4 separate regions of the Mus musculus genome follow, and regions 2, 3 and 4 are each linked to region 1. The links are chromatin loops, found by intact Hi-C in ENCODE. Cell type or tissue: heart. All regions are shown on one strand. Region 1 overlaps Nsl1 (NSL1, MIS12 kinetochore complex component). Region 2 overlaps Flvcr1 (feline leukemia virus subgroup C cellular receptor 1). Region 3 overlaps Gm46178 (a long non-coding RNA gene). Region 4 has its middle 43 kb from the start of Nenf.

Region 1 (8,000 bases):
GAAGAACACACAGCTTCTGGGACCTGCAGGCAGAATATGTGGTGCATGGTAGGTACCCAATAAATGGAAATCTCAGTTTTACTGTTGCTTAACAAATGTACTCATGAGCCATGTAACACACTCCTGAGCATCCTCCTGTGCCCCAAACACACTGCTGGTGGGCGAGCACCAATCTTTCCCACCCGCAGCTTTACCTTCATGGCCTCACTCATTTCCTTAGCTATGGCTTCTCCGCGGCATTTCAAATCTTCTACACGAGAAGCTGCAAGAAACCATCAGACAGCATTTTAGGTTCTCTATCTTATTAGCCAATCACGAAGACATTTAGATGCAATCTATTAGGACAACTCACCTTATTCTAATCTTTCTAAGAGCTTGGTCGGTTGTGACAGGGTTTCTCTGTGTAGCTGAGGCTAAACTGGAACCCACTCTGTAGACTGAGTTAGCCTCAAACTCAGATTTCTGCTGCCTCTGCCTTCCAAGTGCTGGTATTAAAGGTGTGTACCACCCCATCCCCAGCCTCAGAACTTTGTAATTACTAAAGTCAATATCCTATTTAGTTTATGAAGATAAAAAAAAAAGAGCAGGAGAAGATCGGAGTGTAATGCAGAGGTATGCACTTAAGACAGCTGGCCGGATGCTGCCCGGAGAGCAAGCGCACGCACCATCCACCATACAAGCACCACTGCAGCTGGCACCTCTACATGTCATTGAGGGTAAGACAAATGAAGACTCAAACGTTATTTTTAAATGATTCTGAATTTTATAAAAGCAAACCACAGACCAGTAAAATGACTCAGTGGGCACAGGGAGCTGCAAGGAGGCTGGCAAACAGTTCACTCCAGAACCCAGGCAAGGCTTGAGAAGAGAGTCCATTTCACAAAGTTGTTCTAACCTTCATGTGCATTCTGTACCATGTGTATATGCCTACACACACACACACACACACACACACACACACACACACACACACACACTGAGTAAAAAAGCTTTGAAATCAGAACATCATCTAAACCTTCAATGCAATCACTCCATATTCAGTAAGCCACTGCCCTAGAAATTATTCAGAAAAAAAAGTGATATGCTGCAAAAAGATCAAGTAAACAAAGGAGAAATGAAGAATGTGGCAGACAGAAGAACAGAGGGCATGATGGACAGAAGGAAGGATGAGATAGACAGAAGGATGTGACAGACAGAAAGGTGTGACAGAGGATGTGATGGACAGAAAGCATCGCAGAAAACAAACACTGAGGGGGAGCCAAGTCCTCTCCTGACAGTCACAATGTAACTATCAGTGGGTTAAACTTTGCTATTGAAAGGCAGAAATAGAAGCTGGCAACTGGATAAAAACAAATGATGCAATGAAATCACATCATGACTGCCCTATACGCACAGCTGAGAGTGAAGGGAAGACAGGAACATTCCACACAGAAGCAATCATGGGAGGATTGGGGTCACAGAGGACTTAGCAGAGCTGGGGCTGCTGCTCGGCAACTGTGTAAGGCCCTGGGTGTGACTGACCCCTCTGGCTGCATTAAAAGCTCAGTTACAAGAAAATACACTGATAAAAGGGGCAGCCCATCCAGAAGATCAACAGCAATGCACCTAACGTAGACCTCATATGTGTGTTCAGAGCACCTCACCACACACAACAGTACACCATTCTACTAGACCTAACACGTGTGTACCGAAAACCTCAACAAACACAACAGTACACTATTCTACTAGACCTAACAGGTGTGTACAGTACACCTCACCACACACAATACACCATTCTACTAGACCTAACAGGTGTGTACAGAGCACCTCACCAAACACAATACACTATTCTCGTTTGATTTCTGATGCTCTGATAGATATCATTTTTATGGTAGTTTGAATAGGAACAGCCCTCATGAGCTCACACGTGTGAATGCTCTGTCATGAGGGAGGTGTAGCCTTAGAGTAGGTGTGGCTTTGTTGGAGGAAGTGTGTCAATTGGGATGAGCTAAATGCTCAAGACAAGCCCAGTGTCACTCTCTTCCTGCTGCTTGGTGATCCAGCTATACAACGCTCACTCCTTTACCAGCACCATGTCTGCCTTCAAGAACCATGCTTCCCATCATGACAATGAACTAAACCTCTGAACCTGTAAGCCAGCCCCAGTGAAATGTTTTCCTTAATAAGAGCTGTTGTGATCATGGGGTCTCTTCACAGCAATAGAAACCCCAACTTAGAGAATCAGCAAAAGCAACTCGGGGAGGGAGTGTTATCTGACTTACTTACAGGTCACCATCCAGCACTGAGGAAGTCAGGGCAGGAAGCCAAGGCAGTAACCATGGAGGAGTGCTGCTCACTGGCTTGCTCTCCCACTGGCTCACGCATGCACAGTCAGCTTTCTTACACAACCCAGGACTACCATCGCAGCGATGGTACCGTCCACCAGAAGGCCTGGGTCCTTCTATATCGTAGCAATCAATAATCAAGACAGTGCCACACAGTCATGGCCATAGACCAACCTGATCTGGGCAATCTTTTAACTGAGGTGACTCTAGGTCACTTCGCCAATAGGAGCTGACCAGAGCACACGGTGGTCTCAGCTGCCACAGGAAAGTGAAGCAGCACTAGGAACACATGAGGCACAGAAAGCGTGCACGGCAGCGTCGCACTCGCCATAGGCAAAGCCATGCAGCCAGAATACAGGCAGTGCTTGCCCGGGCTGGGACGGCTGTGATGCTGTGGGCCTCTTCCGAGTAGTAACCTGCTCTGGAACCCCTGGGATGCACAGCACTGGCTATCAGTGGATGATGGGCTGCTTCAAAATGCACAAAATGGTCAACTTAAATATTTTTTTTTACTATTTTTATTTGTGTATGTGTATGAACATGGCTACAGTGACCAGAGGAGGTTGTCGGATCCCCTGGAGCTGGACTTGGAGGAGGTTATGAGCCACCAGACATGAGTGCTTGCTGGGAACCCAACTCTAGCCCTCTCCTAAGAACAGCAAGTGCTCTTAACTGCTGTGCCCTCTCTCCAGTTCTAACATGCTAAGTTTTATGTATATTTCCACTACAACTATGGCTAATTTTGGTTGTCAACTTGAATAAGGTCTGTGAGTGATTTTGCTGACTGGATCACTTGAAGCTGGAAGACCCACCCTAACTCTGGACCACGCCGTCTGCTGGCTGCCCTCAGAGAAGAACGTGGATAAAGGAAGCTTTTGCTCTTTGCCTGCTTGCCCTTGCTCTTGCTGGCAAGTTCATCTATCTTGCTGCTTAGGCATTCCTTCATTGTTATTAGAGCCTACTTCTCTGGGATTTCAATTTAGACTGAATACCAGCAGCTCCCTAGAATTCTCCAGGACTCCAGCACCAGATTGGAAATTCACTGAACCTTGGCCTTTCTGCTGGGAGTCAGCCATAGTTGAACTACCCGGCCCAGAGTCTGTGGGCCGCTCTCGGAACACTCACATGTACTCGCTCTCTCATACTGACCCCACTGATTGTTCCCTCAGAGCCTCCTAATACAGCAACAGAACATGAATGTCTCTGTGTGCATCGGCCAGCTTTACAATGCTCCGATGAGCCCACTTTAGGGTGCACTCGTGTGCATGAGGTTCTTCTCTTCTCTGCATGGATAGTGACTTAAAGTTCCAGTAACAGCACATTAGAGCCAAGATGAAGGTGTTTGAGGACAAGTTCCTTCATGGGTGGTACTCTCTGTCACGACACTGGGAGGAACAAGTTGAAAGGTAACAGGAAGCTTAGAGGTGCATGCCCATGCCCTGAGGAACTAAAGCTCCTACCAGGTTACTGACCTCAGAAACCACAAGGCATATAGGATGTGTTTATTGTTTTAAGCTGTTAAATTTTGACATAAGTTACTAAGTAACAGGTAACAAATCCAACATTAGATTTCAAATCAATGCATTTAGTCCTAAGTGTAAATTAAAATTTTCAACGAGTGACTATCTAGAACATTCCAGTAGATCTAGAATGTTCCTCAAAGGCCAATGTGTTAAATGCTTGGTCACCAGACAAGCCTTTTGGGAGGTCTTCAGGTCTCTGGGGATGTGTCCAATATATCTTGTTCCTTATTTTACTCTCTCCCAGATAAAATACTTCTGAACTTAAAGACACAGGCTCAGCTGTTGACCTGAAGAAACACAATAACTTTTCTTTACTATTCCAGGTTTTTAAGATACTCTGTTGTATTCACAGTATACATGAAAACATAATAAGACAACATTTGAACAGAGTTTAAAATGTTCATCATCTGTATCTAGAAACCACACAGATATCTCTACATGGTGGCTTGTTTTGTTTTGTTTTGTTTTTCGAGACAGGGTTTCTCTGTGTAGCCCTGGCTGTCCTGGAACTCACTCTGTAGACCAGGCTGGCCTCAAACTCAGAAATCTGCCTGCCTCTGCCTCCCTGGGATTAAAGGTGTGCACTACCACGCCCGGCTCGATAGTGGCTTTTTAATATGTATGCATGTATGTAGGAATGCATGCATAACTTCAACAAGTTGTGTACTATACATTACTCTGCAACAAACACACTTTTTGTAAGAAGTAAACAAATTTTACTTCTATGCCTGAACAGGCAGCCAGTCTTCATCATTGTAGCTTTTACTAGCAGCAGCAGCAGCTATAGTCCCTGACCTGTGACCCCCTTCTCAAGGCTTCTTACAGATTAAGTTCTATCTATGACTAATACAAACAATTCCTAAAACACCTAAGCCACCTTTTGGTCTTTACTTTCCCGTTGCTGAATAATACCTGTTTTGATCTGTTGTACAAACAGTGAGAACACATAAGCCCAAGAGTGGTTTGGGCTTGTGTGTGACATGGAGGTAGGGTGAAGGCTTGCATACTTACAAACAGACTTTCACACCCAAGTGTGTGACGGATATTCTAATGATGGTCTAGACACATAAGGCATTTAGTATTCCTGTATGACTACCATCTCCAAACATCCTGCAAGCTCTCCCGAAGGCCCACTAGAGGGCAGTGTGGGCAATAACGAGAAGCCTGGAAAATCCCTAAGCATTGACAACTTCCTGGGAAGAGGCCCGGGTTCTCCAATCCTGGGATCTTTGGTGGCAATCACAGAACTTTAGAGTAGGTGCTCAAAAGCTATGACGGGACACAACCATCATAGAGGACACTTCCTTAATCAAAGAGGGTGACATCACACACAGGGGAACTGTATTAGGGAGAATTTGCCTTAAACAGGGATCAAATGGACTGGGGAGTTCCAGGTGGGAGGCGGGAGGACAGGATATACTCTACCCAAATAAGGAAATAAGTGAGAAACAGGACAAAACAGGAAGCAGGAAGCAGATCCAGCAGGGACGTGAGGAAACTCCCAGGACGGTGTGAGAGGGGCAGACAGGATGAAGGTTTGCAGCAGGCAAGGAGAGTTGGTCAAGATAGGAAGAGGAAGACAACGTTAGAAGCAGGACTGATGGATAACCTCAAGGGCTTACCACACCCAGGAATGTATAATTGCAGAGCAGGCTCACAGCCTCCTTTCCAAATAACCCAGGAAAGGGAACTGCAACCGGATAGAGTCAGAATTCACTTCTTCTAGAATCCAATGTAACTCTGAAAATATCACTCTGCCAGAAATCACACACTGTGTTCCTGAAAGAGTAAGTCACAATTGGGCAAAACTTAGCTCCAGCATAATGAAAGTTTCTTGAAATGAAAAATATGCAATACCATTCTAAAATTAGATGTCTAACTATGAATTTACAGTATGTCTTCTTTTTTTAATTAAGTAACCTCAATCATTTCCATTCAAGCCTAAAATGTATCTGCAGCACGTGGTGGTGCTCACCTTTAATCCCAGCACTTGGGAGGCAGAGAGGTGAGCACTCTACTTTTGAGATCAGCCTGGTCTACACAGACAGTTCCAGACCAGTCAGGGATACATGGTGTCTCAAAAACAAAAATAAAAAACCAAACCAAACCAACCCCAAGTTATCAATAATTCTAGGAATAAACTCAAACAAAGACTTTTAACAATGAAGACAACATACGTACTTAAAAATAATCTCTACAAGTCAAGGGAGGTGACAGGCACCTGTGAGCGCAGGGCCCAGAGGGCAAGGGCAAGATGACTACACATCCCAGGTCATCCTGTACTATCCAGCAAGACCCTGTCTCAAAAACAAAACACAACACTAAACAAAACTCATTAAACATGTGGATAGACTATTTACATACATAAAAACTATTTTCTTGGCTGGCAAGATAGTTAAGCACGAAAAAGCACTTGGTGCCAATCCAGACAATCTGAGTTTGATTCCTAGAACCCACATGGCAGAAAGAGAGAATGGGCTTCTCCAAGTTGTCCTCGACCTACACACATGCTGTGTGCACAGACGCACAGAATAAATAGTAAACATTTGTAAGAAGTTAAAACATCTTCTACCACAAATATTTGCTAAAGAAATCCCAAAGCAATAAGCTTTTGGTGGCCTTACTCACCATGATTCTAAGTGAGTCTGTCACCTTTTATAACTGAGAAGAACACAAGCACTCAGGATACAGGAGCACTGATTGGCCTTCCAAGGTCTCAGTGCTCATGGCAGACCCATAAGGCCATGCAGGGTCAGGAAGGGGTCCCTTAGAAGTGTTCTCCACGCTCCTCCTCGACACACTCACCAAGAAATCTGTATGACGCCAATGTGTACCACTCTTACCAATGCCAACTAAACATTCCTAAAAGAAGCACCCCTCACTGGGAGCGACATCAAGGCTGACTAGCTTAGTGAGAACAGGGGGGAGGGATAAGATGTTTCAAGGCCAGAGCCTCATTATCTGAGCCATCTCTCCTGCCCTGTGTGTCCTCCTTTGTAAGTGACCTGACATCTTTGTGACCATTAGATAAATCCTTTAAAATATACAAGCAGACCCCAGTGTCTAACAACCAGAACGCTGAATCTTCTGTCGGAGAGCATGAGGCCTTTCTGTAACCACCTGCTGATGCTTCCACTGATGCACTTTGAAAGCGTCTATCTCAGTTTATGGTTTTCTGTTGTTATCACAAAAGGCCATGAAATTGTTACCACATTGCAACAGGAAATTTGCAGTAACCTAAATCTGTATTCCCCAGCCACAGTCCTATTTATCTTCAAAATAAACTCTCTTATCCTCCTTAAAGTAAAAGTCCCATAGCCCAGGCACACATGTCGACTCTGACATAGATGCTAACCACCTGTTGTCATCTACACACAGACTGCTCAGAGGTGTAGCATTGCCAGAAAACAAGACAGGCTGCCTGAACTTACAGGCCAGCCCAGAACAACCTAAGATAGCTCTGCCATCACTACTGTGTAAGGTGGGGAAAGAGCTCTCCACTTTGGGGACTTTCCATTAATGACTATTCAAGGTTGCTCCTGACAAATGAGAACCACATCTTACCTAATGGTAAGTAATCGGTAGAGGGTGTGTGTGTTGTGGGGGAGCTGCCCTTACAAATGTGGAAGTTCAGCAGCCTGAGAACAGCGTTTCCTAGTCGCCTGCCCTCTAAAGCACGGGGAAATGAAAAAGTGGAAATGAAAGCCTGGGCAATGAGCCCAGTTTTGCTTCTGGGTCACTGCACTGACCAAACAAGGGACCATGAACTCCAAAGCCTGCAAACTCAGCAGAAATGCACCAGCTGAGAGTTTCCCATCTACTTCCAACGTAGTTCCCAAGCACAGACAAGCAAACATGCCCGGGGGACACTGCCTTGTGTTGGCTTCTAAGGACTGGGGAGGGAAATCAGCATTTCTGTCATAGACAGACACAGGTTGCAGACCTGTGAGCCCAGGCTCCTCAGGACGTGCAGTACCATGGTGTCAGACGCCTAAGTTTCTGTGGACTCTTGCTTGGGCTTTCCTCTGCTCTAGAGCTCTTCCTCTTGAGCGCAACCACGTAACCTCCTACTGCTCTTGCCACCTGAACCCTTGTGTCCTGCTGCCCACCCAGTGAATGTGGTACAGACCACACGCTGCTTCTTGAGTCACCG
Region 2 (8,000 bases), 73 kb after region 1:
GAAGTCTGTGATAACTTCAGAGAGCCCATGTGTCTCCATTCTGTGGAGAGTCCTTGAAATACTAGCTGCTGTCTTTCCAGGATCATTCCTCTGTCTGACCACTGTTTTTAAGGACTACCAGCCCTTGCACATGTCCTGTGAACGCTGGGAGCAGGTTCTGCTGCACCACACCGTGTGTGTAGTCAGTACTCTGTGGACACTATCTCGTACACACTCAGGACAAGGCGAGTGGGACCAAGTGTATTTTCACAGTGCCTACCACTGTGTCTTGTTTACAGTGAGAATTAAATGTCTTTGATGTTTTGACTCTTAAGCTTACATTCATGACATTTGATCAATCATAATATTTACATAGTGTGATTTTGAAAATTTTACAAAAAATTTACATAATATAAAATGCACACAGAAAAAGTAATCATGTAATGAATATGGTTGAAGCAAATGCAACTTTGATTTAGGCAAAATATGCATTGACTTATCTTGATATTATATTCTGTTTCATCAGATTACTATAAATTATGTGGAACTTGACATTGGAAAAATGTACTGAAAGAACTTAGTATCACTCAGGATCAGGAATTCTGGTTTTGTGTCCTGGGCATGTTCTGCCTTGGTAACTCTGGACACATCATTTACCCTCTCCGGCAACATTTTCCTGATCCATGAAATAATGCATTCACACTGATCTAAATGATCTTTTTAAAATATTGTCATTCATCACGAAGTAGGCCAAATCATGGTACCACAGGAATTTAGAAATCTAACTGCAATCTGGGCAGTGGTGGAACACACCTACACCCTGTCTTGAAAAACCAAAAAGGAGGAAGGAAGGAGGAAGGAAGTAATCTAGTTCGAGTAAACAATTGTGATTGGTTATGTAGAGGCAGAGAACTTCAGCTCTGTTTTTAACTCCTTAGTCAGTCTGTAATAGTTCAGGTAGAATCTGTATCATCAGCAACTTCTTTTAGTTTTTCTGTCACAGGTTACAAATGACCAAAAATGCACTGTCTCCCCCAGCTGTTTCTGTTTCTAAATTGACAGTGTTGTTTACAAGACCATATACATGTTACTTCCTGAAGCTTTGAACAAATTACAGATAAAAGTTGGAATACTTAATGTCTGAAAAGTATATTCTTGTTTTGTTTTTTATTGTTTAGAAAAGGGATAAAGTCTGACGTAATAATGCAAAATGAATCGATGATGTTCTCAGTATTTTAAGTGGATGTATGGGTAATACATCAGATAAGAATTTGATAAAATTCTATGTCATGGGTATAGAAGTAGTAATTATCATCACCTGTGTCTGCCTTCATCAGATGGTTTCAGAAGCTGTTGCATCTGTAAATGTTGTGACATAGCTTTTGTCTATTGAGATTGTTGGAGTAATATCTTTGAAAATGTTTATGTTAGCAACTGGAATGGCACCTATGTCTAATGTCTTCATTCCTGTTCTTATTTTGCTACTTTTATAATTTCTCTATGTGCCTGTTCTTCATTATTTCATACTTAAAATAAATTTATTTTTTTAGTGCTAATTTTATATGTCCTTTAAAAACAAATCCTGGTGTCTGATATGTGTGGGAAGTTAGAAAGCGATCATATGGTCTTAGAGACAGCCATAGAAGAATGGAGCCCACTGTCATCAGTACTCAATAGAAAATAAATGTAAAATAATGTAAGAGTAAGCTGGGAAAGGGGCTCAGCAGTTAGGAGTGTGCACTGCTCCTGTAGAAGACCTGAGTTTTGTTCCTAATATCCACATCAGGCGTGGTCACAACTGTCCCAGGGATCCACCACACTCTTGTGGCCTCCCTGGGCAACTGTACTCATGTACACGCCCGCACACGTGTGTATGATTTAAAACAAACAAACAAAAAACTTTAAAAAAGAGATTTGCAGAGGGCGATGTCAGCATGGCAGTGGAGACTTGACCTCGGAAGCACTGTTTCTCAAGACTCTTCATAGATTGCGCTTTTGTTGGAGGTCCAGTGAAGAGGTTTCAGCATAGTTCCAGCAGAAACCCCGTGAAAGGCAGGTTAAGTTCACGTTGTTAACCCCATCCTCCCACCACAGTGGCACAGCACAGTGGCAAGAAAGAATTCATCAGGAAGCACAGAGCAAACACTCCATCAGCTCTGTAGATGCTGTCTAACTGGCCCATTTCTGGCTTAGTCCAGCCAGACTATTGAGGTGATTGGTAGAGCTGAATGTCAGAGAAGGCCAGAAGCAGGAAAGGAAGACCAGGGAGACTCTCGGCTCCATCGGGAAGCCACTTGGGATTCCTTGCCTGTGGACCATGGACACCTCAATATTCTGTGTACCATATACTTGATCAAGCTGGTTTTCCAGGTACATCCACAAGTCCACATAGATAGAGTCAACTGAGCAGCATTAGAAGGTGCCCGAACTAGAGAAAGCAAACAGGAAGTGGCCTGGCTTTTCAGGATGGAGAGAAGACAAAAGGGAACAAGATAGGTAAGGGCAGGTAAGTCCACAGCGAATGTCTGAGCCTTAAAATCCCTAGCCAGGCTGAACTTTGTCGTTTATGCATTTCTCTCCTAAACCGTTGTCAGTAAAGCCTGCAGGGGGGCCAGAGGCATGGCTCAGTGAGTGTCTTAGTTAGGGTTTTACTGCTGTGAATAGACAGCATGACCAAGGCAGCTTTTATAAGGACAACATTTAATTGAGGGTGGCTTACAGGTTCAGAGACTCAGTCCAGTATCATCAGGGTGGGAGCAGAGCAGTATCTGGACATGCTTGGTACAGGCAGAGCTGAGAGTTCTACATCTTCATCTGAAGGCTGCTAGTGGAGGAAGACTGACTTCCAGGCAGCTAGGATGAGGGTCTTAAGCTCACACCCACAGTGACACACCTACTCTAACAAGGCCATACCTTCTAATAGTGCCACTCCCTAGCCCAAGCACATACAAAGCCTCACAGTGGGTAAGGTGCTTCAGGCCTGGCAACCTGAGGCGAATCCCCAGGACCCATGGGGTCAGAGGAGAGAACTGACACACTCAAGATGTCTTCTGACTACCATGCATGATCTGTAGCATATGCGTGCATGAGCCAGCAGCACGTGTACACACACACACACACACCCCAAATTAAAAAAATAAACTAGTGGGGCCTGGTGGTCCATACCTCAGAGGCAGATGGATCTCTGAGTTTGAGGCCAGCCTGAATTGAATTCCAGGAAAACCTGGGCTGTTACATAGAAAAACCCTATCTTGGAAGAAACAAAAAACCAAAAAAACCAAAAACAAGCCTTAAAAACTTTTTAAGCTATAAAAGGTGTGGTTTCTTATAAATTTGCAGCAGTGGAAATCTTGAAAGAATAAAAATTAAGTTGGGTGTGATAGTTCATGCCTGTCTCCCAGCATTTGAGAGGCAGAAAGGTCAAGGTTCAGGGTCATCTTCAGCTTTGCAGTGAGTCTGAGGCCAGCCTGGGCTACATGAGACCCTGACTCAGAAATTTAATGATTATTTAAAATAAAAATTAAAAGCAAATTAAGGAAACACAACGGCACAAACGAAAACAGTAGTAATCCAGTAACAAACTCCAAAACAAGCTGAGGTCTGTGCATTTCCTGAGCGGGGTTTTATAATACCTGTTTGTTTTGCAGTGCTGGTATCAAATCCAGAGAAAACCCTTGTCTTAAGTAAACACAGTGTTGTGGTTGGATGAGAAATGACTGCCATAGGCTCATGAGTTGGAGCACTTGGTCCCAGTTGCTGGTGCTGTTTGGGAAGTGTGTCACTGGGTTAAGGGTCGATAGTCTTGATCTACTTGTGTGTTTTTCTGTGTGTAGATGAGACTGAACAGCTAGCTTCCTGTCGCTGCTGCCATCCTCTCCGTGACTGTTGCCTTTCCCCTATGCCTCTGGAACCATAAGTCTTTGAATGCCATCAGCAGAGCTTATCGGGCTGTGCCAAGAGAAGCTTGGAAGGCAGTAATGCTGAGCAGTGCGAACAGTGGAGGCTCCGCTCCTGAGATTTCAGAGGGGAACAAGGACATTTTTTAGGACTTGGGCTAGAGGCCAATCATGGAATATTTAACGAAGACTCTGGCTACGTTCTGCCTGTAACCTAAGAATTGTATAAGGCTAAGCAATAGACTAAAACAAGAGGATGTGACGCCGGTAAGGGTCAGAAGCTGGAGAGGAATGGGAGGGATGATCATATACATTATATGAAATTCTCAGTTTAAAAATATTATATTAAGGTGCTGGAGAGATGGCTCGGTGGATAAGAGCCCTGGCTGCTTTTCCAGGGGACCTGGTTCAATTTCAAGCACTCATAACTGCCTTTAACTCTAGTTCTAGGGTACCTGACACCGTCACGCTGACATATATACAGGCAAAACACAGATGCCTAGAAAAAACAAAAATGCAGCACACTTTCTTTGGTGAAGGAAATTTAAAAAGAGCATAGCACTGAATGTTCTTCATCAATTATTCCTAATTATCCTTACTCAGGTCCCCGATGAAAAAGTAACAAGGTGGGGAGGGAAGAAGTGGAGACTGTGTAGTTGAAGGAATAGAGGAGCCCTGGGAATCTTAAGGTTTCAGTCTAGTTAGCACTGGCAAGGAGGCTGTAACTGAGAGAGCGACTGATTGATTGATTACAATTACTAATTGATTGATTGAGTGAGTGATTACAGAAGGCATCCTCTCTGCTCCGCGCAGTGGCAGTGAAGCCTGGAGGTCAACGCTGCGCCCAGCTAAGCCCAGAGCCTTGGGTCTTGCCTGCTCCTAGAGAGCAACTCCCTAAGCAAGCTTTCCCCAGCGTCATCATACAGAAGCGGCTGCGACTGTGGTTCCAGGGAGTCAGAGATTGTCAGGACAAAGTTAATTCATTTTAAAAATGAAATTAAAAACAAACAAACAAACAAAACTGCCTAGGCCAGTATTTCCCCAGGGTCAGCATATGGAACATGGTGCAGCTGTAGTCCAGTGGGGCCTACGCCCTCTGCTGGCTGTAGAATTTTGTACTGCTGTCCCCGTGGTTCTGGTTTTATAGGTATGAAGAATTTAAGACTGAGAGAGTTGTGGAGTCTTGTGTGTCCAGACAGCCACTGACCTAAGACAGTGTGTGACCGAGTCAGAGGCCATGAGAAGATCCTGTGAGGCCACTGAATGAGACTCAAAGGAAGCCTCAATTGCAGTGGAGAGCCCAGGATATTACAGATGCCAGAGCCACGGGATTTCTGCCAGGGAAAGTTGTAGGCCAGGATCAAGTTGACTCAAGAGAGAGGCAGAGCTTCCCAAGTCCTTTAGAGGCCAGATGATTCTGTCACTAGCCTCAGATGCTGAACACAGAGCTTCAGGATTGCTGCTTTCCCTTCCGGGCTATGGGCTTGCCTTAGTCTTTCCTTACAACGAGGTCCTTAGTTCTCCTTTTTGGAATGGAGGTGTTGATTCCATTGCAGCACAGATGTATGTAACTTGTTTGTGATTTTAGAGGGCTCAGTTAAAAGGTAGTATTAGGCAGATGCAGCCAACACTTCCTTTTTCAAGCAACCACCAAGATGGTTGAAGTAGAGCAGAAGAAGTGAACCTTCTGCAAGTTAACTTATGGTGGCGTGTACCTGGACCAGCTGCTGGACATGTCCTGTGAGCAGCTGAAACAGTTAAGACAGCACCTGCCAGAAGCAGTACCTGAACTGTGGCCTGCTTCGGAAGCAGCGCTCACTACTCAGGCACTTGAGAAAGGCCAAGAAGGAGGCACCACCCCTGGAGAAGCCCGAGGTGGTGAAGACGCACCTGAGGGGCATGATCATGCTGCCAGAGATGGTAGGCAGCATGGTGGGCATGTACAACAGCAAGACCTTTCAACCAGGTGGAGATCAAACCGAGTTGATCGGCTACTACCTGGATGAGTTCTCCATCCCCTACAAGCCGATGAAGTCTGGTATTGGTACCACCCATGGCTCCCACTTCATCCCCCTGAAATAGCCAAAGCCAATAAAGATTCATGTTTGGACCCTGGTGTGTGTGTGTGGGGGGAGATAGTATTAAATCTCAGAAAAGAGTTTAGACTTTTGAAAGTGTAAAGGCTGTTAAAGAACTATGGAGCTGGGCAGTGGTGGCGCAAGCCTTTGGTCCCAGCACTTGGGAGGCAGAGGTAGGCAGATTTCTGAGTTCGAGGCCAGCCTGGTCTACAAAATGAGTTCCAGGATAGCCAGGGCTACACAGAGAAACCCTGTCTCGAAAAACCAAAAAAAGAAAAAAAAAAGAAAAATAAATAGAACTATGGAGACTTTTAGAGATGGATTAAATGCATTTTGCATTATAAGATGATAGGGTACAAGGATAGAATGCTATTATTCAAAGCAAAGCATTTGGGGTGGGGACTGTAACTAAGTTGATAGAGGACTCATGTATCTTGCATTAAAACGTCACTTAGTCCCAGCACAGTGGAGACTGGGTTTGGTGGTGTGTGCCTGAAGCATCAGAAATGCAAGGCTCTGGGTGGGCGACCTGCCAAGTACTGTCACCCTCCCAGAGCCCTGCAAACTACCTGGCATCTGCTGCCGCTACCACACATTGAATGACTTGGTAAAGTGAATATTGGACATGCTTCAGCCTTAGCTTCAACCCTGAAGCCATGCCTGTTGTGCACAGCTTTAACTGTCACAGTTCCTATTGGGTTGTATTTTACAACTGAATCTTATATATTTGAAGGTACCCTCAGGACGCCCAGTAGAGACAGCTATTCTTATGCTGCAACTGTTACCGTTGTTTGTTTTCACATGGTTCTGGTCGCTTGTCTACGTGGCCTGGAATGAAGACAAACAGTAGAGTAAAGTGAACATCTTTTGATAGCATGAAATTATTTTTTGAATATGTTATATACTTCTGGGATATTGCTAATAAATGTAATTGAATGAAGTTGAAGAACGTGATAAAAAAGAAGTTAAGGTCTCTGTGTGTATTTATATGTATGTGTATATATATACATATGTGTATATATATGTGTGTGTATATATATGTATATATTCCTCTCAAACCTAAGTAAATAAAGGGATGTGTTTGGGTGTCAAGATGCTAGGGAGTGGAATTGTGATGTCAACTCTTTGTTGACTGGAATGGACTTACCCATCACTGAGGAAACACACCTCTGGGTATATATGTGATGCTGTTCCCAGAAATGCTGAACTGAAGATGAAAGATTCACTCAGATGTGGGTAGCACCACTGATGAGTCAGGTCCCAGACTGAATTACAGGAATAAGTGAGCTGAATGTCAGCATGTCTATTCCCCTGCTTCCTGGCTGTGGATGCAGTGTGATCAGCTGCCTCATGCTCTGCTTGCCATGATCTCTCTGCTCATTAAGTTATGTTGAGTGTTAACCTGACAGATTCTACACTACAATCACCAAAGAGACAAACATCTGGAGATACCTATGAAGGGTTATCTTGATCAGGTTAACTGATATGGAAGGGAAGACCATTTTAAATATATGGGTGTCAGCATTCCTTGGCCGATGGTCCTGGGCTGCACAAACAAGAGAAAGCCGGCTGGGTAAGTATTCAGCACTCTGCTAAGATTTATTTTCTTGTTTGTTTAATGTATGTGAGTTCTGTATGTACACCTGCACACCAGCAGAGGGCATCAGACCCCATTACAGATGGTTGTGAGCCACCATGTGCTTGCTGGGAATTGAACTCAGGACCTCTGGAAGAGCAGCCAGTTCTTTTAACTGCAGAACCATTTCTCCAGGCCCCATTCTCTGCTTCTTCATTGCTGATACAATGTAATCAGTTATCTTAAACTCTTGCTACCAGAGCTGCTATGATGGTCTGTACCCTCAAACTGTGAACCCAAATAAACCTTTTCTCCCTTAAGTTGCTTTTGTCAAGATATTTTGCACACCAATAGGAAATATAACTAAGATGTACAATTGGTACCAGGAGTGGGGTTGCTACTGTGATGAACCTGACTATGTGGTTCTCAGGTCTTTGGAACTGGTTTACAGCAAGAATGTAGAAGAGTTTG
Region 3 (8,000 bases), 50 kb before region 1:
GCTAATCATGCCAGCATTCTGGTTTCTCAGTCAACCAGAGGCTGCAGCCAGGCTCTGGGTCCTGTAATTCTGCCTGTCTTTCTAGGCTGCTTCTAAGGAACTCCTACAGAGACTGAGCCCCGTACCCCTGTGTAACGTACCCTGGAGTAAACCACTTACATCTCTGAAAACCCTGGGATCTGCACGCTGGGGATCTGTCTGCACATCTCAGGATGGTCACCAGCACAGTCATGTGACAGAGAAAGCTCAGTGTGGCACATGGACAAGATGGAAAGAACCAAGCAGTGAAGATCCATTGAACTGAACTATTCTGATTGGTTTGATCAGTGGTTCTCAACTTGTGGGTAGAGAGCTCTTTGGGGAGGGGGGTGTCATATCAGACACCCTGCCCTCAGATATTACATTACAGTTCATAACAGTAGCAAAATTACCGTTATGAAGTAATAACAAAAATAATTTTGTGGTTGGGAGTCAGCACAACATTTGAAACTGTATTAAAGGGTCACAGTGCGAGGAAGGTTGAGTTAAGGGGAAATTTAAGGTTTCTTTGGGAAGTCAGTTGTGTCAAATGGAGTTTTGTTCGGGCACACACATGAAGGAATGTTTTCCTGAAGCAGACACAGGTGAAAGGATGTTTTGCTAAAGCAAGCACATGAAAGGAAGTGTGATAAAGGATTCTGTGCTAATGACACACATGTATTGGTTCGCCTTACATTGCGTTATTGAGCTCCGTTTGTCATGACTCCATAGAGAGAAACACACCAAAATACTTTGGTGGTATACTGGCCACTTCTTGCTGCTTCCCAAGACTTGGGCCACTTGGCGGAGTGATGTCAGCTGACTCAGACTCCCATGGACTTTTGCTAAGACAGACTCACTTGGGAAGACAATGGGCAGCTTGTAGCACTAGCTTTGCAATGCCTCTTGGTCTTGCATCACTGCTGATCTTTGCTTTGTTGAGGCATGGCAGAGAACTTCTCCTGGTGTCCCTGGTGGTCTTGGTCGCTTCCACTGGTTCGTGCAGATTTGGCTGAGGTCTGACTGTTTCTGCTAGGTCATGCTACCGCTGCTGATTCATGTTTGCTATTCCAACACTACTGGACTGGATGGCGGATGTATTCGTAAAGTATTTGCAAGTGGATTGAGCTGCTGCCGCTAACTGTTGATTTCCTGACAATGCAGATGGGATTTGCTCCAAAGAACAATTTCTAAACAGGCCCACTTTCTCCAGATCCTAGTAACCGTTCTTTCCCATTACCTCTGGTGGGTGGTGGGCTAGAAAGGAGGTTAAAGCACTTAAGAACCATTGTTAAAATCAGGGTTGAGAAAATTTAAGCTTGCAGTTGAGGACCACTGGGTGAGATCCTAGATTTGGGTGACAGCAGTGCTCTCCTCGTTTTTGTCTTTTGACTTGTACTTGTGGAATGCCAATGAGCATTAGCTGAAGATTGACCATATGCTAGATTATTTCCTTTCAAAGCCTGGTCCCTGGGCAGATTCTCTTAGACCCTCCAGAGGTCAGGGACAGGCCTAGCGGGAGTTAATCACTGATATCCAGTCAAACCTCTGTGCTAAGGATCTCACCTAAGAAAGCTCAGGAACTGGGACTGATGAGATGGCTCAGCTGGGAAAGGTGCTGCTACCACCCCAGACAACCTGACTTCAATTCCCAGGGCCTGTGTGGTAGAAGGAGAGAACAGACTTTTCTCTGACCTCCTTATGTTTAATATGGCATGGATGTGCACATGTGCACACACACACAAATAAATAAACAGAAATACACCAGTGTACAAAATCATAAATGTTAAAAAGAGAGAGAGAGAGAGAGAGAGAGGGAGAGAGAGAGAGAGAGAGAGAAAGTCACATGACGCCACACAGGCCTAAGGATTTTGGATTTAGTATCCCTGAATTACAGATAAAAACATAAAGTGTGGAGAAATTAGTGAACAGCTTAGAAGGAGGCCCAGGGTCTGTGCAGCCCACCCTTGTCCCTCATAGCTGCAAAAAGGGTCAGCAAGGGTCACTGTGAGAACCAGGTTTTCTCCTGGGTTAATGGATATGAAAGCTAGCCCTTTGTTTGTTTTTGTTATTTATTTATTTATTTATTTATTTATTCCCCTTCCCTTCTCCCTCTTGCTCTAGCCCCACTCGTTTCCAACCCATAGGTTTTTTATTTGTTTCTTATTATGGATGGTTGTGAGCCACCATGTGGTTGCTGGGATTTGAACTCATGACCTCTGGAAGAGCAGTCAGTGCTCTTAACAGCTGAGCCATCTCACCAGCTCGTTGTTATGGTTTTAGATATTTTATTTGGGGGCTGGAGAGGTGGCTCCGTGGTTAAGTGCTACATCCACTCCAGTAGTGACTCGCTTGGCAGGCCTAAAAGCCTGCAAGCAGTCACAAGGCAAAGAGTTTTGAGGAAACTTAGCCTCCTGGAACCTTGGCATTCCCATAGCTAGAATGCCCCAGATTCGTCCCTGCAATATTGTGGAGGGTCTTGCATGCTTTCTTACAGTATTCTACTGGATAAGAGTTAGAAGTCTCAGGGCAGGCTTATGTATACCTAGAATCTTCATTACATTCAGGTATTGCAAACTACATTTCATATTAGAAGAAAGTTGGTGAATTCTTCTGATAAATGGAGATTCCCTACAGATACCTAAAGGAACAGCCAAGTTACTCTCATATGCAAGTATTTACCAAGGCCTAGGAAATAGGGGGGTTGTGGTATTGCATTATTCATGAGAAGGTCTGCTAGAGCAGAAGCCCCTGGTGCTAGCTTTCACAAGGTTCAAAGGAGTAGCATAAATTGTGACTAGGGTGTGAAATCCTTACCTGACATTAGCTGACTCTAGGCAGGGCTGTTTTATCTTTACTGTAAACATTACCTGGTTCCTGTCAGTCCTTTGTAGGCATTCCTCTGTTTTGTGTCAGATACTTTAATGTACCTTGCCTGCTGTGACACCTTACTCCTTTGTTTCCTGTATTATAGATTGGTGTTTGCTTTGTGAAAAATTACATCCAGATACAACACTCCCTTGTGTCTGTGTCCATTTGGCACCCTTTTCTCACCAACTCCATGCCCACCTGCTGGAACCCCTAATTTCTGCGGATTGAGAGAGGCCGACTGAGCCCGGTCTGTGGCAGTTAAGAGTACTTGGTGTTCTTGCAGAGGAATCAGGTTTGATTCCCAGGGCCCACATGTTGGCTTACAGCCAGTCATAGTTTCAGTTTTAGGGGATCAAGACTTTCTTCTGACCATCTCAGGCACCATGTACACATGTGTGCATGATACACAGACATATACATAGGCAGAACACTTATGCACATAAGATAAATATAAATTTAAAAATTATTCTTTTACAATATCATACATGTATGTAACTCACTATGCAGACCATGCTGGTCTGGAATTCAGAGATCCACCTGTCTGTGCCTGCCCGTGCTGAGATTAAAGGTATACACCAGGCCAGCCTCTTTGTCCTCTTATCTCCCTCCCATGCCTGCTGTGCTTGGTTTTATGGGTATTCTTTAAATATATTTATTTTTTACTTTATGTGTATGAGTGTTTGCCTGAATGTATGTCTATGTACCACATGCATGCAGGTGCCTGCAGAGGCCAGACGAAGGCATTGGATCCACAGAGGCTAGACTTACAGATGGTTGTGAGCCACCGTATGGATGCTGAGAAACCAGACAGTGCACTTAACCACTGAGCTATCTCTCCAGTCCCTGGTTTTCAGGGGTTGTTGTTGTTGATGGTGGTGGTAGTGGTGGTGGTTGGTTGTTTGGGTTTTGGGGGCGGGGCAGGGTCTCATTATGTGGCTGGGCAGGCCTGGAACTAAGTATGATCCTCCTGCCTCAGCCTCTGGAGTGTTGAGATTATATAACACCAAGCTATTTAGATATGACAAATATTTAGATCTGCGATTGTCTGTTAAACTGAAAAGTAAGATGTCTTTGCTTCTTTGCAATAGTCTCAGGGCCTCCATCACCTGTGGAACACGAGTTTCGCAGCTGTCCACCCGCGGTAATTACTGAGTGATGACATCACCAAGGATTTTGCATTCCTAAGGTTGCAAGTATTTTTGCAGACTGTGCTTTGCAGTAAACCTGCCTCAGGGCCTTACTGTAACACTCTTCACAAATGATCACCCTGAGGCCTGGGCAGGTCAGAGGCCACGACTCACAAACAGGGCTCTGGCTCACAGCTCTATACCTGTTCGAGGCCGGAGGGTGTGGGGGACAGGAGTTCACAAAGCCAACCCAGGAGGCTTGGGACTGGGGCACCCAAGCCACACACCCTCTGGGCTCTGGCTGGGTTAGGTTTGTCCGCCGGTAGCCACCAGGGGCCGCTGCGATGCCAGAGACTCTCGGGTGCGGTCTACGCTTGATCTCCGACCCAGCCTCACCTCTAGGACCGGGGAGCTTGTAGACGGGGCGAGAGCTTGGAAACCGCTGTTCCATTCCCCGCGGACGCGCCCTCTAGGCCCGTGCTGGTGCAGACCTCAGCCGCAGCGCAAGCCCCGGTCCAGGCAGACTTCTCGACACTCGGGGAGTCGGGGTACTGCGCCTCGAAGTAGGGGTGCTGCGCCCGGGGCAGAGCTCCTTCCTCTTTCCCAGTCGCAGCCTCCATGTGTGGGCTCGCTCGAATCTCTGTGGGTTTTAAATGTTACACAATTCCACAGAAGAAGAAACTCTGCCACAAGGCCCGGCACATCTACCTTCAAATAGGATGCATTAGAAGAAATGGGCTAAAGATTATTTTTAGAGAACTTGAGCATGCATGAAGCCCCGGGTTTCACCCCCTCTATATCCAAACAAACAAGCAAATAAGAGTAAAGCTTTGAGCCTGCTGCCTTTTCTCCCAAAGTCCTTTTCCATCCTGGCGCTCGGTCTTTAGAGTGCAGTGTTGGCCCATAAGCCTTTCTTGTCTCCTGCTTTCATCTTGCAGTGATGTGCAAGGGCACTCTCCCTGCTTCCCTGCTGAAGGCAGTTCTGGAAAGAGCACTGCAACACCCCTCCCCGTGTAGGGGGGAGGAGAACACAGACAGATTCGGGGTGAGGGTTAAAACATCAGGTTTTGTTCCCGCTTAGCACAGGAGATACTGCGCTCCTGTAAACGCAGTTTGCACAGAACAGAACTCAGTTTATGATAGTGTGGGACTCTCATCTCTGCTGTGTAGGGGGTCCCACAGGGAAAGCGAAGATGCACATGGTTGCGTGGGAGAACGTGTGTGTGCGCTTGTGTGTGTATGCTTGTATGTGTTTGCTTGTGTGAGTGTGCTTGTGTGTGCTATGTGATTGCAGATGTGCATGCATGCATGGGTGTGCATGGGTGTGTGCCTGTGTCTGTGTGCTATGTGATTACGGATTCACATGGGTGTATGAGTGAGCACGTGTATGTGCATGTGTATATGTGTGTGCTATTTGATTGCAGATGCACGTGGGTGTGTTATGTGCCTGTGTGTGTGTTAAGTGACTGAAGATGCACGTGGGTGTGTGGGTGGGCATGTGGATGTGCGTGGGGGTGTGCACTAGTGTGTGTGCTATGTGACTGCAGATGCACTTGGGTATGGATGCATGCAGAAGCCAGAGATCAACTTTGGTTGTCATCTTCAGATACCGTCCAGCCTTTTTTGTTTTTTGTTTTTTTAAGACAGAATCTCCAGCTGGATCCCAAGAGACTGTACTGGTTGGTCAGCTAGCTCTGGGGCCCACCTCTTCCACTTCCACTGCACTAGGAATGCAAGCTCCCCACTGCACTAGTGTCTCTTCCACCCTCAGCAACCCTGTTTTGCACTACCCTGAGTCTAGCTTGCAATGTACAATTGTGCTGTGTATGGTGACCAGTCAGCTGACACACTGGCTCTCATGCTCTATCAATTTGAACCTCAATCGGGTCTTAAAGGTAGCTGCCATCTGTCACACTGGATTCTGTCAGAGGGCTATGCTGAAGCTCATTATAAAGCCAACCACATATGCAAATGAGCGTTGGAGGTGTGAGGCCACCTTTGGGTAGAAAGTGCCTCTGGTTTGTCTAGTGAGGCTTCCTGGTGGTCAGATGAGGAGCTCAAGCCTTCGATGCTGCTGCCTTTTAACAGAGTGGGGGATGGAGAGTGTGGTTTCAGGCTCACCCTTTACTGGTTCGGGTCTTCACTTGAGTCATCCCAGAATTCCCCTGACAGCCACTGGGAACATTCCAGAGTGTGACATCTCTAGGAAACAAGTTCAGTTCCTGGAAATGTCACCCCACCATGTCTTTCTTAGAAACCCTACATGGCAGCAGCTGGGATGAATGGCAGAGGTCAGGGGTAATCCACCCGGGTCTGGAGAAGCACTGCTCCTGACTGTCTTTCAGAAAGGTCCCTAGATGCCACTCCCTGGGGAGCCATAGACAAATGAGAAATGTGTGCTGCCAGGGGCAGTAGGACTCCTGGCTTTTCCATGACTGAGCCCACTGGTCTCTGAGTCCCTAGACTTTCTTCTTCCCTCCAGGGACCTGGAGAGGAACATTGAAGCCAGTGAGAACTCTGACTCATTTATTGTGAACTCATTGAGATGTTTGGCAAGAGCCTGTGGGCGTCTTGGGAGAACTCTTGGTTCACCTTTATTTCTTTCTATAGCGCTTTTCTCTTGAAATAGCAAGTCTGGTTTTACCAAAAATAGATGGAAAGACTGGAGCATTATTGCATCAGAGCATCAGAAGAAATTAAGAATTGTCCTTGGTTTCCTGCTTTTGTGTGTGTGCATGTTTGTGTGTGTGCATGTTTGTGTGTGTGTGTGTGTGTGTGTGTGTGTGTGTGTGTGTGTGCAGGGATCCTGCTTCTGTCTTCTATGAGTGATAGCATTTCTGGCACACCTGGCTGTTTTGCTGTTTTTTTTAACCTGGGTTCTAGGGTTTCACACTCAAGTGTTTCTGCTTGCTCAACAAGCATTTTACCAACCAAGGCCTCTGAGATCTCCAGACCTACTCTCCTATTTTAAACTTTCATAGGAGCTGGGGTCTGAGGAGAGACAAACAGAAGGTGAGAGCTGAGGCCATAGAAACAGTGTGAGGGACGGGAATTCACAGCTTGGCAGATAGAGGTTGAAACTCAATTTCAAAAACTCCCTTTAGGCAGCGTGTGGTGGCGGGTCTTTCATCACAGCACTTAGCAGAGGCAGGTGGATCTCTGTGAGTTTGAGGACAGCGTGGTCTACATAGAATGTTTCAAGTAAGCCAGAGCTACATAGTAACTTAAAAACAAACAAAATGACAACCACCTCCTTTTGAGTTTTGTTCTTTCACATTTCACAGCAAAGCCCCACATCTATGAGACATCTGTTTTCATCCCTCTACTCTCAGTTGAGGTCATGTAAACTCTTAAGTGAGCACCTTGCATCACAAGATGAACAGGAGTCTGCTTTGTTTACTGTCCCTTCCAGTCAGTGAGTGATTAACTGATATTCTTGGGGAGTTGTCTCCACCAACAATAAGCTATCTGCCAAAAAGGCAGGGGAACCATCTCACTTCCTTAATTTGCATTGAAACAACATCAACTGCAGTGCAGTTTCCATGGAGCAGAACAGTGGTTTGCAAACAGAACTCAGTGCCAAGATTCGGAAAAGATGGGCCAAGAGACAAGCCAGGCAGGGAAGGCACACGTGTTTATATTTTTGGTTCTAAAAGCTTCCTGAAAAGTGAGCATGAACTTGAGGGACACGTTTCTTTATTTATTTACTCTCTGCCTATCCCAGAAATGGCTTAAGGTTGTGTACAACGTGCATAAATCAGCTAGATGCTTTTTTAAAGAAAAGAGCAACAACAACAAAGAAACCTGATGGATCTGAAAGACCATCAGTTTGGAGGCAGCCTGAGCTACACATTAAGATGCACATACACACACACACACACACACACACACACACACACACACACACGGAAAGTGAGAAGTGAAAGAATGTGTTATGATCAACCTCCATTGTCAACTTAACTGGATTTGAGATCACCTGGGAGA
Region 4 (8,000 bases), 200 kb before region 1:
GCAGCCTTTACGCCCCTCCTCTCCTCAGATGGAATCCACCCATCCTGCAGGACGGCTCTGCCCTCCTTCTCCATGTTCAGTGACACAAATCTTCATCACACTTGGGTTGCAACCAGTGAGTTTCTCTGGCTTCATATCTAATGATTCTACATGTGTATGTGCACATGTAGTGTGTATGTCTGCTTGCGTGCGTGCATGCGTGCATGTGTGTGTGTGTGTGTGTGTGTGTGTGTGTGTGTGTGTGCAGGCCCCAGGACGTTAATGTTGGCTGTCTTCCTCAGTTGGGTTCCACCTTATCTATGTATTAAGGTAAGGTCTCTTGCTGGACCTCAGAGCTCGCTGATCCAGCCACTCTAGCTTGCCAGTTTGACCTCTCATTTCTATATCCTGAGTGCTGGAGGTCCAAACTCTGGTTCTCACACTTGCAATGAGCCAACTGCCCAGCTCCAGTGTACTTAGATTGTTGTTGTTGTTATTGTATCTGTTGCATGACGGGAAGGGGGCCATGTGCCAGGGAGAACTGAGAAACACCACAGGTTTTCACTGAAGGCCCAGTGTGAATAGGGAGCAGGTCTAGGGAGGCTCCTGTAGCCCTCACACCAGGCAAAGAAACAGACTCAAGGCCTCAGCGGGGGTTGCTGGAGAGGGTTAGGCAGAGAGAGGGTTAGTCTTTCAAGTACTGAGCAGCTGGTGTCAGAAGCTTTCTATTCATGTGACATACAACTTAGAGGGAAGGTAGGTGATTCCCCAAGTTCACACTCAATTAACTGGCTGAAAAGGAGAAGTCTAGAGCCGAAGACCCTCAACAGATTAGAGCCTCACCAGAGGCTACTCCTCGCCTTGCCCCCCGCCCATCACAAGTGCCAGTCATCAGGAATGGTGAGGGAGGGCACACAGACAGCAGTCAACAAGTTGAGCTCATAGGTTACATCACCTGAGAAATTACTAGACATGTGACCTCTCTGACCCCACCTCAGACCTACCAAATGGTAAAGTCAGGTGCCGTGGGGGTCACCAAGCTCTGTCTTCTTGAACCTTCTAGGGGATTCTGTGTACACAAAGGTTTGAGACACTCCAGGGGGAAATGTGCTCTGGCCTGTGGCTTGGAGAATGGGTCTCTTGCCTCCTTCTCCTTGGGTTAAGAGCTGAGGAGGCCATGCACTAAAGCAGGTTAAGTGGCCAGTGCTTGGGGCAGGGGGGGGCGGGGCGGCGTCACTGTACCAGACTCAGTCTCTTCTACATGGAGGCCCAGCCCTGGCCTTCTGCAGGCCTATGAAATGATTCACCCGAGGGCTATAGCAAGTGTATTTGCTGTCTGGTTGCCTTGACAACTTTCCCTGACCCCGTTCCAGCTTAATATTAGCCAAAGACAAACAACTTAAAAGCCAAGCATCAGAGATGATGCAACTTCCGCGTGAGCCCCGGGAGGCCATGAAGCACCTGGGCAGTCAGCAACCGGAGTGTGATGTCACCCAGAGAAATGAAACTTCCGCATCAGCCCCGGGAGGCCACGAAGCACCTGGGCAAGCCTCAACTGTTGTGTGATGTCACATGGAGAAATGCCTGCTCATGGGCGAAGGTAATCACATGACCTGGCTTGAGTGCCCTAGTCATATAAGGGGAGGGGCCCTCCGCTGAGCTGGGATTCCAACCAGAGCCGAGCACAGACAGGGATTATGTGTGTCATCATGAGGAAACCCTTCACTCATGTGACTGACAGGATCTTTTCCCTCTGCAAAGTTTTTGTTTAAGAGCAAGAATTCAGAATAAGAACTGGGATCAGAACCAGGAGCTGGACCTGCCCTTTGATGGGTGGCTTCAGACAGGTTGTCCAGACTCTCTGAGCCTTGGTCCCTGATTTATAAATAAAGACAGAAATTTCTGTCTCACAGAATGGCTGAGAAAATGAATGGTAGCTTTGAAAGGGACAATGCAACACCGGCATGTGGTGACAGCTTCCTTTGTCCCTGAGACTGGCTGCGAGCTTTCCTGTTTGGTCTCAACCCCAGAGCTGATTAGAGGTGGTAAAACAGCAGGCATGGTGGCGCACACCTTTAATCCCCACACTTGGGAGGCAGAGGCAGCCGAACTCTGTGAGTTCCAGGCCAGCCTGGCCTATGTAGTGAGGTACAGGACAGCCAGAGCTATAAGAGAAACCCTGTCTCGAAAACCCAAAACCACGCCAAACCAAATGTCTGGGTGAGAAGTCCTCCGGCAAAGTGCAACATAAACACCTGGAGGGTGAGGAAAATCAGAAAAACAAAATAAAAACAGAAAACCAAGATGGCACCCAGGTCAGGTAGGCTCGGGGACATTAGAGATGATGTCAGAAAAACGGCTGCACAAGAGGCAGGAAGGAGCCGCACACTTAGGAACACCACCTCTGAGCTTGACGGCTAGAGAGTATAATGACTGCTGCGTAGACAGGGTCTTGGAAGACCAGGCTGGCCTGGAGCTTCTAGAGATCCTCCCGCTTCTGACTCCAGAGTGCTGGGATAAAAGGCTCGTACCACCACGCCTGGCTAAGCGTAACACTTTAAAAAGCAAATTTATAAATTTAAAAAGTAAATTTTCAGTTGCCCAGGAAAGTCCCATGTGACACTTCCAATGGATCTGCTGGGGTTTTGTTTTTCTCCTTTGAAAAAAAAAATTACCTGTGTGTGTGTGTGTGTGTGTGTGTGCGCGCGTGCGTGCGTGTGTGTGTGTGTGTGTGTGTGTGTGTGTGTGTGTGATGCATGTGTGTGCCTGTAAAGGCAGGAGGATACCTTACGAAAGTTGCGCCCCTCTTTCCCCCATATGAGTCCCAAAGACTGAACTTGGATCACTAGACTTGGCAGCAAGCGCCTTTCCTCACTGAGCCACTTTGCTGGCCCTTGGCTGTGTTCCCACTTCTCACCTGTCTGTCAAAGCAAGGTGCAGGGTTCAGAGCTCTGCGCCTGCTCAGACAGCACTGGAGCACATGAGTCCTTCCATGTCATAGTTTAACATTCTAAGCACCACCAGAGGTCAAGGATGGCTCTAGTTTATCTTGAAACAGAAATGACTGTTCAGCCCTCCTCCCTCCAGCCCACTCTTTCTGTATTTATTGGAATATGTCGTTAATAATGACATCATTATCTACCACAAACAGTCGCAGTGAAATACGTTTTGTTTTCTGAAACAGCGTCTGGCTATTAGGGCCCAAGTTCTATATGGCCTTAAACTTCCTGCACAGTTTAGACTGGCTTTGAACTCATAGCAATCCTACTGCCTCAGTGTCCCGGGTGCTGGCATTACTGGCATATGTCACCACACCAGTTATGACACTATGTTAGGACTCAGAAGTCAGGGGCTTACATATACTCCTTGACTCAGGTCACCCGCCAGTCGTGATCGACCTTTTGATACTGCAATGTGGTGTTGTCATCTACAGTTTATGCTCAGAACTACACAGTTGAATCACAAAACAGGATGACAAAAGTCCCTCATAAGGTCTTAAGTAAGCCTGTGGTTTTGTGTTGGGTCACATTCATCGCTGTGTCAGTCCCTCTACATGCAGTCCCAGATGCCGCCCCATGGGGGCGCTCGGTCACAGCCGCTGTCGGGCCATAGAGCAGTCTAATCCCTGAGACCCTAGGCTTTCCTCCACTCTCAGGACGTGCATGTGTGTGGTAGTGGGCTAGGGATACACCGACCTTTCTTACAATGGGCCCTTCGGTAAGGATATGACCCCAGCCACAGGACAACCAGAGTTCTACTGCTACACACAAGGACAAGCAGCTCGCTCCTCAAGTCGGCCTCCATTCCCCGGAGCCTCCCAGACAGAGGCTCCCAAGTAAGCGCCTATTTTGCTGCCCCACCCTCGGGTTCCCTGCCCTGCCCTGCATCTGGGGTCTCCAATAAAAAGGCTCTCGACCTCTGAAAATGTCCCCTTTCATTTTTTTTTTAACTTGACATGTGATTTTTTAAAAAGGTATAAAATAGATTAAGTTATTTTCAGAATGAATCCTTAAGTAAGGTCTTTGTTTATAAATTGCCACTCTGAGCTATTGAGACTGTCCTGAGGAGACTCCGGGCAGGTCATGAGAGTGTTCTGAGAGCCCCTGAGAGCGTCTCTCTTTGAGACAGGCCAAGCTGGGCAGGTGAGGTCTGCAGGCAAGCAGAAGCCTGGCATAGTTGAGATAGTGAAATCAGGACTCCATGGGTGATTCCAGGTGAGTTACTGGGTGGCTTTAGGTTTCATTTTCTTTTTCTCCAAACTGGAAACTGGAATCACTCCTTCAATTAATTAGCCGCCCCTTCCCGGATTGCATAGCACTTTAATAAGGGGAGTGGCCTGTGGTAAGTGAATTCTATGGGCACCTGTCTCATCCATAAACTCCATTATTTCAGCTGTGATAGTCTACGGCCATACTACCCTAGACACGCTCCATCTCATAACCACCCTCATCTACCCATCCTTTCTCCTTATTAGAGATGCCCATTGTTCACCTCAGGGAGCAATGCTCCCAGCCAAGAAACTACATTTCCCAGACTAACTTGCAGGTAGGATGCTCCTAGATCACTGGTGTGGTCACTGAGATAGAAGCAGACACTGCTCAGGGGGCTTCTGAGGGAGCACTTCGAGGGGCGTCTGAGGGAGTACTTCGAGGGGCTTCTGGGGGAGCACTTCAAGGGGCATCTGAGGGAGCACTTTAAGGGGCGTCTGTGGGAGCACTTCGAGGGGCTTCTGGGGGAGTACTTCAAGGGGCATCTGAGGGAGCACTTTGAGGGGCATCTGTGGGAGCACTTCGAGGGGCTTCTGAGGGAGCACTTCGAGGGGCGTCTGAGGGAGTACTTCGAGGGGCTTCTGGGGGAGCACTTCAAGGGGCATCTGAGGGAGCACTTTAAGGGGCGTCTGTGGGAGTACTTCGAGGGGCTTCTGGGGGAGTACTTCAAGGGGCATCTGAGGGAGCACTTTAAGGGGCTTCTGAGAGAGCACTTCAAGGAGGCTCAGTTGACAAGCAGCTTTGCCCACTATCTTCATTTTCATTTTCTGGTCTATAATGAGGATAGGATGACTGGAGTTGTGGTGGCAGTGCCATGACCATATGGCAATCTTGACAATAGAAGACACACCTCATCCTAAGTGTGGCAGTACAGAAAGGTAGTAGGAGCCTGGGAACGGGAACACGGTGTAGAGCCACTACACAAGCCCTCGCCCATCCACTTCAGGTTTTCTTCAGGTTATAGATGAACAAACTAGTCAATTGATTCATCATTTGGATGAGTTTCTCCAGAATGTGGTAAAGCCTTGCTCCCTAGAGCGGTGCCCATGGAAGGTTGTAGAACCTTTAAGAGGTGGGGCCTAGAGAGAGGTCTTCTTGTCACTGGGGGCATGTCTTTGGGTGGGGTATTGGGACCTCAGCTCCTTTCTCTTCTTTCTTTTCCACTCCAGGCAGGGCCCTGCCACCCAATCCTACCACACTGTGACCCTGCTCATGGCCCTAAAGCAATGGGCAAGCCAGGCATGGACTGGAGCCTCTATAAATACGGGAAGGGATCAGACAGTTTGAGTGACCACAACAAACATCCCAGTACATTATTCTAATGGTCCAGATAAAACACTTCACATCACTGATACAGATAAGCAGCACCTGCCTCTCTCTACCTGTGGGTCCCACAGCTGCACACCAAAACTACTTCAGAACCCCATCTGTACTGCACAGGCTTCATTCTTTAAACAACATATTCACCAACTATTTACACAGCATTTATGCTGCATTAGGCATAAGTTGTAACTGTGAGCTTTTCAACCCAACCTCTTTGTTCAATTACTCTGAGACTTAATTATTTATGAATATATGCCTAGCTCATAAGTGTTAGCTTGTTCAGCAACTAGCTTGTAACTTATATAATCTGTTTATTCTAGTCTATGTCTGGCACAAGATTCATACGGCCGACTTCCTCAGAGTTGGGGCAAATCTCTCCACCTCCTGCTCTATCCCAGAGTTCCTGTCTTTCTGCTGGATGTCCCACCTTCTAATCCTGCCTCACCTGATTGGCCATCAGCTTTTTATTGACAGATGATGCTTCCACACAGTGCACAAGAGAGTCTCTCTACAATAAGTGCCACAGAAAGGCTGTGAAGTGTAGGACACGTGGGTTATATTCAAATGCCAAACTATTTCATGTGAGGAGTTTGGAGGCTCCAGGGACTTCAGTATTCTCTCTGGTACACCTCTCTTTCCTGTAGACACCAGAGATCACTGTATGTGAATTAGTGAGTGTGTGGGTGAATGAATGAGTGAATGAGACAGAAAGGATCTTGCTGTCTATAGGAACATGGTGGAAACACAGGTCCACCCCTTGACAAGCACAGCGATGATTATTTTAGGTAAGAGGCATCAATGGAAACGAACATCTGTGGGAGGAAATACGATGAGGAGGAAGTTTGCATAATGTCAGTGTCTCCTCATGACACTTAATATAGCAAGGGAAGGTGGTGACCTTGGAGTGGAAAGGCTTGGTGGACACCACCTGCACCAGGTGACCAGTTGCCATAGTGGTAATCTGACACATATTCTCTTGCCTGGAGAATCTGGGATGGATCAACATAAACTATGATGTTCCAGCCAAAAGTGTCCAAAGTAGGCAGTCACTTCAGCCAAACACAAATCTAATGACATTCTAAAAAAAAAAAAAAAAAAAATCCAGGCCGTGGTGACACATGCCTTTATTTCCAGCACTTCAGAGGCAGAGGCAGTCGGAACTCCAAGTTCAAGACCAATGTGGTCTACAGAGAGAGTTGCAGGATAGCCAGGGCTGCCATACAGAGCAACCCTGCCTTGATAAAACAAAAACAAAACCAAACAAAACTAATGAACCAAGCAATCAAACAAAAACAGCAACAATACAGCAACAAAAAGGACATTTATTCTACAATCAAATGGCACTTGTGGAGTCCTCTCAGTCCAGAGACCACAGAGACATAGAGGTCGATTGCCCTGGTGATGCCTGCTGGGCTCCCAGGCCAGACCCAGACACCAGTGGGGCAGAAATGGGATGTATGTACAATGTACAACATCTGATGTAAGTTGGTAGCTCTGGTTAATTTCCTGGTATTGGTGACCGCTCTCATGTACAGTGTTGGGAAAAAGTGAAGAAAACTATCTGGGAATTGTTCATACCACACTTGCCCAGGCCTGTGTCCTAGTTAGGGCCATCATTGCTGTGAGGAAACACTATGACCAAAAGCAAGCTGGGGAGGAAAGTGTATATTCGGCTTACACTTCCACAGCACTGTTCATCACTGAAGGAAGTCAGGACTGGAACTCAAACAGAGCAGGAACCTGGAGGCAGGAGCTGATGCAGAGACTAGAGAGGGGGTGCTGCTTACTGACTTGCTCCTAATGGCTTGCCCAGCCTGCTTTCTTACAGAGCCCAGGACCGCCAGCCCAGGGATGGCACCACTCACAATGGGCTGGGCTCTACTCCATCAGTAACCAGTTAAGAAAATGCCCCGCAAGCTTTCCTACAACCTGATCTTTTCTCAATTTAGGTTCCCTCCTCTCAGGTGACTTGAGTTTACGTCAAGTCGACATGAAACTAGCCAGTGTAGTCTGAAATCATTTTGAAAACCAAAACAAAATCCGCCCTGTTTTGCAACTTCTCAGGCTTCCGACAGCTGTGTGTGGAGTCAGTCGCTTCACAGATTACACCTTGTTGACCTGCGGGTCTGCCTTCCCTGTTCGCCCCATCTTACAAACCCATTTGCAGGGAGGGTATCCAGTTACTGAGTTGGTCTCCTGAATCCCAGAAGTCACCGCCAAGACTTCTCTTTTTCTCTCATTCTATGGCGACCCCACCTGTGAGCCTTGTGTTCATCTGATTTCTGTTGCTGCAACAAAATACCAGAGTCTGGTATTCTATAAGGAGAGAGTTTGCTTAGCTCACAGCTCTGAAGGCTGGGAAGCTCACGGTTGGCTTGCCCCATCTTCTGAGGTTCTCATTGCTGGTAAGGCCCTCACTAGAGCAGGGAT

What was found. A loop is a pair of places that touch in the nucleus more often than their neighbours do. Peaks named below come from ENCODE experiments on the same cell type or tissue, not always from the same donor. Only the 100,000 strongest peaks of a DNase experiment are listed, where the experiment ranks them.
Region 2: it touches region 1 in a loop (2.5-fold over the local background); 8 of 42 quality-filtered maps call a loop at or near these places.
Region 3: a loop joins it to region 1, with 2.2 times the contacts of the local background. A loop is called at or near these places in 8 of 42 quality-filtered maps.
Region 4: a loop joins it to region 1, with 2.9 times the contacts of the local background. A loop is called at or near these places in 12 of 42 quality-filtered maps.

The regions. Positions count from the first base shown.
Region 1 is chr1:191,072,751-191,080,750 of GRCm38, reverse strand. It overlaps Nsl1 (NSL1, MIS12 kinetochore complex component), which reads right to left. Exons shown (of 6, transcript NM_198654.3): 5 at 195-262. Among named protein-coding and RNA genes, the nearest start is that of Nsl1, 14 kb to the right of the region's middle. In heart, a CTCF peak has its summit at 4,969 (motif pointing right); DNase peaks (open chromatin) are centred at 5,040, 5,310 and 7,560; H3K27ac peaks cover 316 bases.
Region 2 is chr1:190,999,382-191,007,381 of GRCm38, reverse strand. It overlaps Flvcr1 (feline leukemia virus subgroup C cellular receptor 1), which reads left to right. Exons shown (of 10, transcript NM_001081259.1): 10 at 1-1,550. It also overlaps the pseudogene Gm8407. Among named protein-coding and RNA genes, the nearest start is that of Gm31373, 11 kb to the right of the region's middle. In heart, a CTCF peak has its summit at 4,971 (motif pointing left); no DNase peak of the experiment used is centred here.
Region 3 is chr1:191,122,494-191,130,493 of GRCm38, reverse strand. It overlaps Gm46178 (a long non-coding RNA gene), which reads right to left. Exons shown (of 3, transcript XR_001779634.1): 2 at 5,722-5,729; 3 at 5,166-5,175. Gm31640 (a long non-coding RNA gene) reads left to right here. Exons shown (of 3, transcript XR_373868.3): 3 at 86-2,183. Among named protein-coding and RNA genes, the nearest start is that of Gm46178, 5.6 kb to the right of the region's middle. In heart, a CTCF peak has its summit at 4,326 (motif pointing right); DNase peaks (open chromatin) are centred at 4,363 and 7,583; H3K4me3 peaks cover 625 bases; H3K27ac peaks cover 582 bases; H3K27me3 peaks cover 653 bases.
Region 4 is chr1:191,271,265-191,279,264 of GRCm38, reverse strand. No RefSeq gene overlaps it. Among named protein-coding and RNA genes, the nearest start is that of Nenf, 43 kb to the left of the region's middle. In heart, a CTCF peak has its summit at 3,556; DNase peaks (open chromatin) are centred at 1,414 and 3,554; H3K27ac peaks cover 840 bases.